Linked DNA regions of Homo sapiens: region 1 is linked to region 2. The links are chromatin contacts, found by Hi-C or POLR2A ChIA-PET in ENCODE. All regions are on one chromosome and are shown on one strand. Each heading gives the region's core, a stretch centred on a gene start or an enhancer-like site at or near the end of the contact. The rest is flanking DNA. Distances are from core to core; before and after follow the strand shown. Region 1 holds the start of IFT43 (intraflagellar transport 43). Region 2 holds the start of DPF3 (double PHD fingers 3).

What was found. A loop is a pair of places that touch in the nucleus more often than their neighbours do. ChIA-PET counts read pairs that join two places held with the same protein, here RNA polymerase II (POLR2A). Pooled maps may share reads with other maps.
Region 1: a map of CD4-positive, alpha-beta T cell shows a loop between it and region 2 (6-fold over the local background). The contact joins the promoter of IFT43 here to the promoter of DPF3 in region 2. A Hi-C loop is called at or near these places in 3 of 168 maps with a recorded cell type or tissue (CD4-positive, alpha-beta T cell, CD8-positive, alpha-beta T cell and naive thymus-derived CD4-positive, alpha-beta T cell) and 5 of 50 pooled maps. POLR2A ChIA-PET finds 5 or more read pairs at or near these places in 2 of 52 experiments (activated B cell and activated T-cell).

The regions. Positions count from the first base shown.
Region 1 is chr14:75,983,517-75,988,991 of GRCh38, reverse strand. IFT43 (intraflagellar transport 43) reads right to left here and starts at 3,229. Exons shown (of 9, transcript NM_001102564.3): 1 at 3,152-3,229; 2 at 15-107. The coding sequence starts at 3,205. RefSeq lists a silencer at 2,939-3,248 and an enhancer at 3,075-3,576.
Region 2 is chr14:72,890,568-72,895,652 of GRCh38, reverse strand. DPF3 (double PHD fingers 3) reads left to right here and starts at 1,552. Exons shown (of 11, transcript NM_001280542.3): 1 at 1,552-1,596. The coding sequence starts at 1,565. RefSeq lists an enhancer at 1,298-1,592.

The DNA.
Region 1 (5,475 bases), core at 1,980-4,479, 3.1 Mb before region 2:
TTTTTAGCACCCACCTCTCCAGTCAGAGTCAAAGAGGAATTCTTGCCATTGAGGTGATTCTCGGCCTGCGCTGACTCCTGTTGAGCTCGGCGACCCATCTTGGCCCTCTGTAAGGAGAAACAGAAGGCACTGCTGACCCAAATGTCATTTGGGCCACTACTGAGATGACAATCCAGCCGGGCGCAGTGGCTCACAGCTGCAATCCCAGCACTTTGGGAGGACGAGGCAGGCAGATCACAAGGTCAGGAGATCCAGACCATCCTGGCTAACACGGTGAAACCCCGTCTCTACTAAAAACACAAAAGATTAGCCTGGCGTTGTGGCGGGCGCCTGTAGTCCCAGCTATTTGGGAGGCTGAGGCGGGAGAATCGCTTGAACCTGGGAGGCGGAGGTTGCAGTGAGCCGAAATTGTGCCACTGCACTCCAGCCTGGGTGACAGAGCAAGACTCCATCTCAAAACAAAACAAAAAAAAAGATGACAAGCCTGGGAAGGTAAGCAAGGACTGGATTTATGATGATGTGGTGGAGAACGGGATTTGAGTTACTTGGACATGTTTTTAGAAAACCCTCTAAAACCCCTTAAAACAAAGCACCTGAGGTCAGTTCTATTTGATAGGAAAATAGGAAATTAAGACAGGTTCTCACTCTGTTGCCCAGGCTGGAGTGCTCACCGCAGCCTCCACCCCCTAGGCTCAAGTGATCCTCCTACCTTGCCCTCCTGAGTAGCTGGGACCACAGGTACACACCACCATATCTGGATACTTTATTTTATTTTTTTGTAGATATGGGGTCCCCCTGTGCTGCCCAGGCTGGACAAGGTTTTCTTTCAACAGCTATAGAGATGGCAAAAGAAAATTCTATTTTCTACCCAAAGAAATGCAGTTACAAATTCCTCTAGAATGGGCAGATACCTCATGCCACAGGTCAGAGAAGAAGGTGGTAAATGCTCCCATGTTCCTACGCAGGATTTTAGGAAGGCTTAATTTCAAATCTGCAGCTTGGCATGAAAATCATTATCAAACAGGCTTTTGGAAAGAATTCCTAAATTCCATGGTAAATGGAAAACAGCATTTGCTCTGATATGTACAGTAACTGGGTTTGCCTTTACAGACATTAAGGGAAATCTAGTACAAGAATTTTGAGACATTATCTTTGGAAATCAGAGCACTTCAAAATTCTTGGCCATCAAATGAATCATTTGCAGGTGTTTCCCAAGGCCCTCCGGTGGAGACTCTGCCTCTAAGGCTTCCCAGCACATAAACAAAACTTTATTTAGTCAGACTCTTGGGTGCTGAAATATTTATACTTTTGCTTACTTTGTTTAAAAAAAACAGCATTAATATAAGCACTTTTAGATCTCATTTAATGTGGCTTCCTTTGATTCTCACAATAATGGACAGAAACTGAGACTGCTGTCATTTTACAAAGGAGGAAACTGAGGCCTAGGAAGGTGATGAAGTGGCTGACATAAACCTAGGAGCAAAGCCTTCTGATTTCAGATCCTGGGTTTCCTGGGTGCTTTCCACTCTACCCTGCTGAAACTTGTTTTAAGATGTTCTAAGGACTGACTGCCCCACTAAACTGAGAGGGGTTACAGAAGAGCTCGTAAAAACTCTTATGCAATGTCGACACTTCAAATTGTAGTGTCATTTAGGTTTCAGGGATGGTGGAAACAATCTTTCTGATAATAAGCAGCTTATTTTCTTCTCAAGTCAGACAATTCCATCCCTTCACCATGGTTGCCCTTTTCCATTTGTCACAGCACTGAGTATCTGAATACAGCATCCTACATATGGCGGTTGTGCTAAAACAAAAATTCAATGATCTTGTCGCTAAATGCTGTTCACAGGTGTTTTCTCTAATAATTTTTAAGTATTTCAAGGTTTTAAACTTTTTGAAGACCCTGTATAGATCCATAGGGTAGAAAAACTTCTTTACTGCCTGATTTTTGTGTATGTTAAATGTAGTCTATTTATTGCCCATCTTCTCCCACTACAACATAATCACATGAGGGCAGGAACTTTGCTTTATTCATTGCTGTATCTCCAGCACCTAGGACACTGCCTGATACACAGTAGGGGCTCAATAAATATTTGTTGAATGAATGAATAACTACATTCACATCCCCAGGTACTAAAAAACATTCACGTATCAGCAGGCCTGGTGACCTTCAAAACACTTAGAGATTTCACAGCAGACACTAAAGACTTGCTCTGGGGCCCAATCTTTTAGTAAGTGCGATCCTAACCAGTTTTAAAGATAAAAAGGCCTGATGGGGGTTACAAAGGAGGAAGGTAGACACTGAACTTGGGTCTTGAATCTAGCTCCATTATTTACTAACTATAACGCTGGGTAAACCACAGCCTCATAGGCAGCAGTAGCTAACCTCTTCTGACCTCTTCCGTGATAACATATGCCAAGCACTGAGTTACACGCTTCCCATGTATTGTTGCATTTCCTTTTCACTGTAACACCTCCATTCTAGGCATAAGGAAACCAAGGCTCGGAAAGGTTAAATCGTTTTTTAGGTTTTTTTTTTTTTTTTGAACCCAGGCAACAGCTCTATGCTCCATCTGGCCTCAGTGCCTGAGCACCTAATCACTCCCTCACGTTACAAATCGGTCTTGGTTTCCTTAACTACTGAGGTAACTGAGGTTAACTCCCACCTCCCCACGGGGATTACCGGGAAGAAAGGCCGTCCCTGCCTGCCTCCCTTCCATGCATAAAACAGTGCGGCTTTTGCAGGAACTTCTGCGACGAGGTGTCCCAAAGGAAAAACTCTAGGATGGGAGCGAGTGCGACCCCGGCCGGGGCTCCCCTATCACCCTGTGATCGATCTGTTCTGGGGAAGTTCGCACTCGGGGCTCTAGAAAACGGAGAAAGGCTCGGAAATTTCCCACGGTCCTAGACGCCGGCGGGGACAGGGTGTTTTCTACTTTCTGAGGATTTTAAAGAAAGCAAACCCCAGGCCAGCAGCGGCGGAGCCCACAGTGGCCTGGGGGCGGGGCGGTGAGGCTGCCTCCTTCTGGGCCTCACCCGGCGCGGCGCGAGGCCTGCCGCCCTGAGTCGCCTCAGAGAAGTCGGGGCCGGCGGGGTCGCTCCTCCCCACCCGCCAAATCCTGGCCCCCAAGGCCCCCGAATTGGTCCTCACGGAGGTAGCCAAGCTGTAGCGAAGCTCCTCGTCCAAGTCGAGCAAATCCTCCATCTCCGCGGCCGCCTGACGTCACTTCCTGGAAACCGACTGGCCCAGACGCGTCCCTGCTAACAGCCCCGCCCCTCCACCCCAATTTTTAAAGGGTACGCAGCATGGTTCCTGGATTCTGTGTGCCATCCTCCAAACTACCGAATCTTTCTTAAATCTGCCTTGCTTGACATCTGGAAGCAACCTCCGGTTATTAAAACTCGCCAACGCTGCTCCTGCGAGACGGTAAAATAATTTGGTCGTTAGGAACTGTCTGTATTTGTAGCTCTGTTTAAATATATCAATATATTAAGTGCAAAGCACTACTACTGCTATACTGATGCCTCCCACTTGTACAGCTCTTTGCAAGGTACAGAAGGCCGTCACAGTTATTGGCTTAACGTGAGGGGCATTAACAACCTTGTGTGGGAAGCAAGATAAGTGGTATTGTTTCCATTTGACAGATGAGAAAACAGGGAATCAGGTGTAATAAATGGTTTACCATGAATTATGGAAACTGCAATATACATAATCTCTGCCTTCAAGAAGTTTACAGAGAGGCTGAATCAACACATCAAATAGCTGAGTAGTAATAACTTTCAAAAGTACAAATATTCAATATCTCATTAAATCCCAATAATCCCGCAAAGTGAGTAGCAGTAGTATCTCTAACACAACAATAAAGCACACTGAGGTACAAAGAAGGGGCTTGAGGAAAATCACCTAAGTGCCAAGCAGCAGAGCCAAATGCCCTTCTGACACCAGACATTACTGGAGTATTTATCTCCAGCACATACTACTGGGTGCCAGCCATTCTCCTAGGCTGGCAGAGGGAGATGTACCACAAATTCCCAGCCTAATGGGGCATTTAAGTTGCGTCTTTGTTGACTCTTCATATGAGATCTCCAAGTCAATATCACTGGCCAGGTCCCTGACACTGGTTGGCTGAGATCCATAGGAGATGGGCTGATAGCCCTGAAAGCAAACAACATTCCAGTATTATGTTGAGGGGAAGGCCTGGATGGACACAGGTTAAAAGCAAGGATTCGGAAGTGGGAGTAGCACCCCTGAAACCTCATTGCAAGCATTTCTTAAATATCCAGTAAATCACTCAGTTCAGTCACACATGTTACTGGATAGGACTGTGTGTTAGCATGCCTGTGACAGCAAGAGCACTGGCCTGGATATCAGAAGAGCTGTGTTCTCATCTTAGCTCTCCTGAAAACTACCTGTGTAGTCAGAGCAGAGCCCTTTCCGCTATCAGTTTCCTCCCTTGTAATTACTTTAGAGATTATCTCTAAGATCCTTTGTTAACTTGCTTCTCAGTGAGAATACTTTGTTAGATTTTAATCTGAAGAAACACTCATTGCCAAAAATCCAAGACAGATGAAATATAGGCTCCAATGAATCCCTTGTTCCCTTCTTCTTCGGCACCAGATGAGGAAGAAGGGATTAATCTTTGGATTTTTCCATTTCTTGTAAGCTCACAGCATACGACCATCACCTTATAGTCAGTTTCCAGACCTTCACCCCCACTTCTTCCCCAACTTGCTGAAAACAGAAGGCAAATGGTCCTCACTCTGGGCAGAGAGGTACCCTGCAGTAGTAGCTTCCAGAACTTGCTTAGCACCTGAATCACGTGTGAGGTTTGTAAAGAAACAGAGATGCCAGGGCCTCAGCTCTGGAGACTGATTTGGTAGAGGTGGAGTCCAAAAAAGTATAACTTTAATAATTTTCCTTCCTATCTTGCAACTGTCTGCTCAAAGGCCTTCCCTTATCACCCTATTTGAAACTGCAACATCCCCCAACCTAGGCACACCCCATCCTCCTTCCCTGCTTGATTTTCTGCCACACCACATTTGTTTGTTTGCTTGTCTGTTTGAGACACGGTCTTGCTCTGTCGTCCAGGCTGGAGTGCAGTGGTGCAATCTTGGCCCCCTGTAAACTCTGCCTCCCTGGCTCAAGTGATTATCCTGCCTCAGCCTCCCAAGTAGATGCCTGCGCCAACATGCCGGGCTAATTTTTCCATTTTTTTGTAGAGACTGGGTTTCGCCGTGTTGCTGGGGCTGGTCTCGAATTCCTGAGCTCAAGTAATCCTCCTGCATGGGCCTCCCCAAATGCTGGGATTACAGGCGTGAGCCACTGCACCTGGCTCAGCACTTTTTACCGTACTACATCATTTACATATTTATTTAGTTTATCGCCTCCTCCACTGCCCCACCCCTGCCTCTAAAATAAAATTTCCCTGAGGGCAGGAGTTTTGTTTCGTTCACTGATATTCTTCACAGAGCCTA
Region 2 (5,085 bases), core at 303-2,802:
GGAGATAACTTTTTCAAACTGTAATCTCTGCCAAGATGCTATGCAAAGGATTTACAAAGGAATCTATAGAACTCAATTCTGCTTCTTAAATACGCAGAGAGGAGTTAAAGATTTCAAATCTTTTAAAAACATAGTGATTCAGCCACGTTCTGTTTATCTGTAAATCTAATAGTGTATGTAGTTGAACTCTTAAAATTCTGGAATGTTTATTTTATTTTATTCATTGTCTTGAGAGGAGCAAAAGGAAGCGAGAGGGCATAGCTTTGAAGAACTGGCAATTTGGCAACTTCTCTCCCCTTGCCACCCCTCCCCCACTATCTTAGCTATTTGATCTGATTAAACAGCTTTGGAATGGTAGCCAGACTTCTGTATGCTAACGAGGCCCCTACCCTATTCGCGATTTAATGCGATTTCATCCCCCCAGAGCTTCCCGGTGCCCAGTGGAAGCCTGACTTCGCAGAAGTCTCCCAATTTTGTCAGGGGCTCGCCAGTGAAGAGTTCACACTGACTTGAAGCAGACACAGACTCATTGGACGCCTCGGGTCACATCGGATTATTCATTAGCAAATTCTTTCCACCTTCTATCTAAGTAGTGAAAGGTGACGCCAGAATCGCGTGTGCCACTCCTCTAAAGGGACCCTGATAACACCCAGTCCAGGCTCTACAACTTCTGCCTAGTCACTTGCTTCCTAGCAGTAGAAAGTTTCCAAAGGTTGCCTTAAGTCCTCCCTACCCCTAAGCCTAAAGATCAGAGCTCCAGGTCCCACCACCTAGCAGGAATCTGAGCATTTTGGAAGTTTCTGGTGTAGAGGGAAGAACCGAAGGGGTGGTAGCGGGGAACCGCGCAGAGTAACCCCCCTGCACTACGTAAGGAAAGCCCTGGCTGCAGGAGGGAGCGAGCCTGACATTGAGACGTTCCAGGGGGAGGGTGAGTTGCTGTCCTGGAGTCGCCAGGAACAGCAGCGACAGTTCCAAGAAGCGAGAGAGGAAGGTGGCCGAGATAAAGAGAACACTTCGGGAATAAGAATATTAAAAAGCGGCAGGACCCAGAGCATTAGCAAACGGCAGAGCACATGTAGTAATTTGTTAACACGAAACGGCAGCCTTCCAACTTTTGCACTGAAACACGGGGATTTACCCTTTGGGGGATTAAAAATGTTGATACGCAAAGCCAAAGGCTAATGAATAGGATTCAGTGGCTTGCTGGCAATATTTAAATATTTCTGTCCGGGAGCGCAAACTCTTCTGCAGTTATTTAGAAAAGTAGGGAGTTAAACCAAACTATAATACTCTCCCGTGCGTCTCCACTTTCCCCAGCCCGAAAAGGAGCTACCAGCGCTGTACTGCCCCTTTAAGACCTGCTGGCTCTCGGGCTCTACAAAAGGGAGTGACCTCTGGGCTTTGACAGCTCTCCTAATAACTACCACGGCGCAGGCCCCGCCCACCTAGCTACCAGCAGCGCCGATTGGCCGGCGGGCCGGTATCCCGCGCTGTGATTGGCCCGTCGCTTCCCCTGAGCGAACCTTTAGAACTCTGAGACAATATTCTGTTACATTGTAGCAAAATGGCGACTGTCATTCACAACCCCCTGAAAGCGTAAGTAAGACTAAAAAATGTACATATTCCGCGTGGTTTCAATATGAAAAAAAAGGCGCCTTCTGCGTGGCGAGCGCTGCCAGAGCATTGCGCTTGCAGGCGCCTCCAGCCGCGGCGGGGCTTCTCTCTTCTTTCAGCTCTTACTTCTTCATCTTCTTTTTTTCCCCCAACGCGCAGAAATGTCAGGAGATGCAATTAACAAGAAGAAAATTGTTACATTTGTGTTCTGCTAAATTGCAGAGAGAGCCAGATATAGGGGTTGCAGGCGGAGAAGCCCGGCGCTCGAGCGCTCTACAGCAGGAGGGTCGCGGGAGCTCGGGGACGGCGCGGTCCCCGGAGTCCCCCGCCTCGCGGGCAGGGAGCGCGGCTTCGGGGGCTGCTGGGCGGGGGGCGAGCGTCGGGCAGTGGCCGCCTCGGTGTACTTGGCCGAGCCCCGCGCCCCCGAGCCCGCGGCCCCCGCCCCGCCGCTGGGTCCGCTGGGTCCAGCGGACGGACCGCGGAGGCTCCGGAGTTTGCAGGGCGCTCTTCGCCTTCCGATCGCTCGCGGGGAGTTTGTGCAAACCTTCCGGAGTTGGAGCACCGCGGGGGAAGCAGCGGGTCCCGGGCGTGCTGGGGCCCAGGTGGTCGCCCCGGGCTTTCCCCGGCAGCCCCCGGATCTCGGAGGCGCTCCGGGCGATCGAGCGTGTGTCTGCTCGTGTATTTGCGAGCGAGCTGGCTTTAGTGGATTAACGACTCGGGTTAACTTGGGGTGGATTTGGAGGCAGGGAAGCCGCAGGTCTTATGAATGGTGTTCTCGCCACCTCTGGGTGAGGCGCTGAGGCAGGCGGAGAGGCGGTTTTGGGGCTCCTGGCCCGAGGGGGCAGCGTCTGCTCCCGGCCGGGCGAGGGGCAGGTGCCTCTGGCCGCCTCGGGGAGACTTTGAGCGCTTGCCCAGATCCTGGACAGAGTGGGGCGGGCCGGGCGAGGACTCGCGGGGGCCAGCCCCGGGTCCAACAGCCAATTTCTGCCTGCCTGCCTTCCTCCTCCTTTTCATCCTTCCTTCCTTCCTTCCTTCCTTCCTTCCTTCCTTCCTTCCTTCCTTCCTTCCTTCCTTCCTTCCTTCCTTCCTTCCTTCCAGTCAGTGGAACTGTTAAGCCGCCAAGTCCGCTCGCGATCGCGGAGCCAGGGGTGGCCTCGGAAAACTAGTGTCGCTCTGAAAGGGGTGCTATTGGGTGATGTCGGCAGAGGGTGGCTCCCTCCGTATCCGAGGTGGGCTGGGGGGTCCTCACCCCTTCGACCGGGACTTCCCCGCCCGGACGAAGCCGCAGGCGAAGTGGCAGAGGGAGGTGCAGGTCGGGTGGGGGGCGGTTCATGCCGAATTCTCCCTGGTGCGTGGCCGCTGTCGACCCTGGTTCTTTTAATTCAGCGCATTCTCGTCTTCACCCCTGGCCACTCCTGGAGTTGAAAACCAGGTTCGCTCCCGGGGACGGTAGGGGGTTCCTAACGCAAAGGAATGCACAGGGAGAATCGGACGTGTTTGCGCCAGCTCGTCGCCCATCAGAAATAGGGAAAGGGGTAGGAAGGCCCCAGGTTTCAAATATATTTATATGAAAGCTGCCGTTAAGAGGACGTTGGAAGCTGAGGCTGATCAGATAGGAGCTCCTGGCTTCAGTTCTGGCTCGGAAGCTCGGATACACTGCGCTTGAACGCCACAGCGTTTCACCCAAGAAAGAAAATGTTTTATGGCAGAATAAATGGGCGTAACTTCGCCGCATCCTCGCTGCCGGTTGCTTTCGCTGCAACACCGCTGATGCTGTTTCTACCGAACCCACAACTGATTTTCAGTTTCCCCATTTCCAGCCGAAATCACATAACCGGGCTGATGCCACCTGGTAAACTCAAGTTAGAGAACCTATTTCACATGTGCACCAGGTTTGTTTCCTCCTGGGAAAGCCGTACCCTAGTTACCCGGGAGCCCGCTTTCGCGCGGGCGGGCGCAGTATCTCTAAGCTTGTGTTCCCCTACTCGCTCCAGGGTTTTTTGGATCACAGTAGGGTGCGTGTTTGGGGAGGGAGTCTGTGTAGGGTGGGGTTAAGGGTGGGGGAAGGGACAGACGCGGGAAAGAAGGTGGCGGAATTCTGGCCGGTTAGTGGAATTAGTTCTGAATTGTACTTTGTATAATTAGAAACAGTTGCAACGTGATGTATTTGTAATTGTGTTGCCACCCACATGCAGACACTAGCATACACACAACGCCCCTGCTTGCTTTTTCTAGGTGGGAGTTGCTTGGTCATTTATAATTAGCTATTCCTTTCTGCTTCCCAGACCCTTTCCCTGTGAGTAAAGGGGTATAAACAATACCACTGACCAGCCCAGCCTCTCACACCCTGGACAGTTTTTGACAACTCCTAACGCAGGAGCACACACGTTGTTATTGGGAGAGGGACACCATCTGCCTTTATTTTTTTAAAAATAACTTGTTTAATAAAACATCTTATATATTTCATTTGTTTTTAAAAGTTGCTGATCAGGAAACAATACACACGTGAATAAATTATGCATGGGATAAATTAGAACAAAGTGCAGAGACACATCCAGCCGAAGGGATGGTGGTGGTGCAGGGAGGAGGGGTAGCGGGGAGAATGGTTTGGAGAGCTATGTTTTTATCCTCATGTGTCCCTCCTGACAATGAAACAGAGCTGAACGACATTAGCATTTTCTCTGTGTGCGTTCTGAGTCTCTCTCTTCCCTCCAAAAAAAAAAAAGCCAACACCACGGACGTCTCCTACAGAAAATGGTCACACAAAGGTTTCCTCAGGATGGGGGGATAAAGTGGTGGTAGTTAATGTGTTGGGAAGAAACAAGCTCAGATTTCCAGCAGCACCTATGCAGGGCTCTGCCTACGCTGAGTATGGGCTATTTTTCACTGTACTAGCTTTTTCCACGTGGGACATTCAATAATTCAATTAGCTGGGGTGATGGGATGGCACAATTTTGAATCTCATTGCTTTGGGGTTTTCCTTAGGGTCCCAAGCTCCTGAAGCCACATCTCCTCTCTTAGCAATTTGGCTTTCTTCCTGCCTGTCTTTGATCTCCCCTCAACTCCCTTTCTTTTTCTTCCTTGTTGTACCCTTCACCCCCTTCCTCTCTGAAGCTGACAGCCCAGCTTCTCTCTCTGTTGTCGCCTTTAACATCTTATTACTGCCCAACAGGGTGTTAGAGGCAGAAATAGGAGCCGCCTGCACTGATCAGATCACAAAGGGGACACGGCAGGTGGCCCCCACAACCAAGCAGTCACATCTGGACAAATAGAATTCAAAAGCACTGGTGGACATGTATGATGTGTAAATGTGTATTACATATTATTTAATTTAGCAGCTACATTGTCTGAGCAAAGATGTATGAGAGTTACCCTCATTTCTTACATATACAAGCGAGATAAGGCCCAGGTAGTGAAGTAAACACATGCAGGTAACATAAATATGGATTTGATAAAGGCCTGCATGTAGAT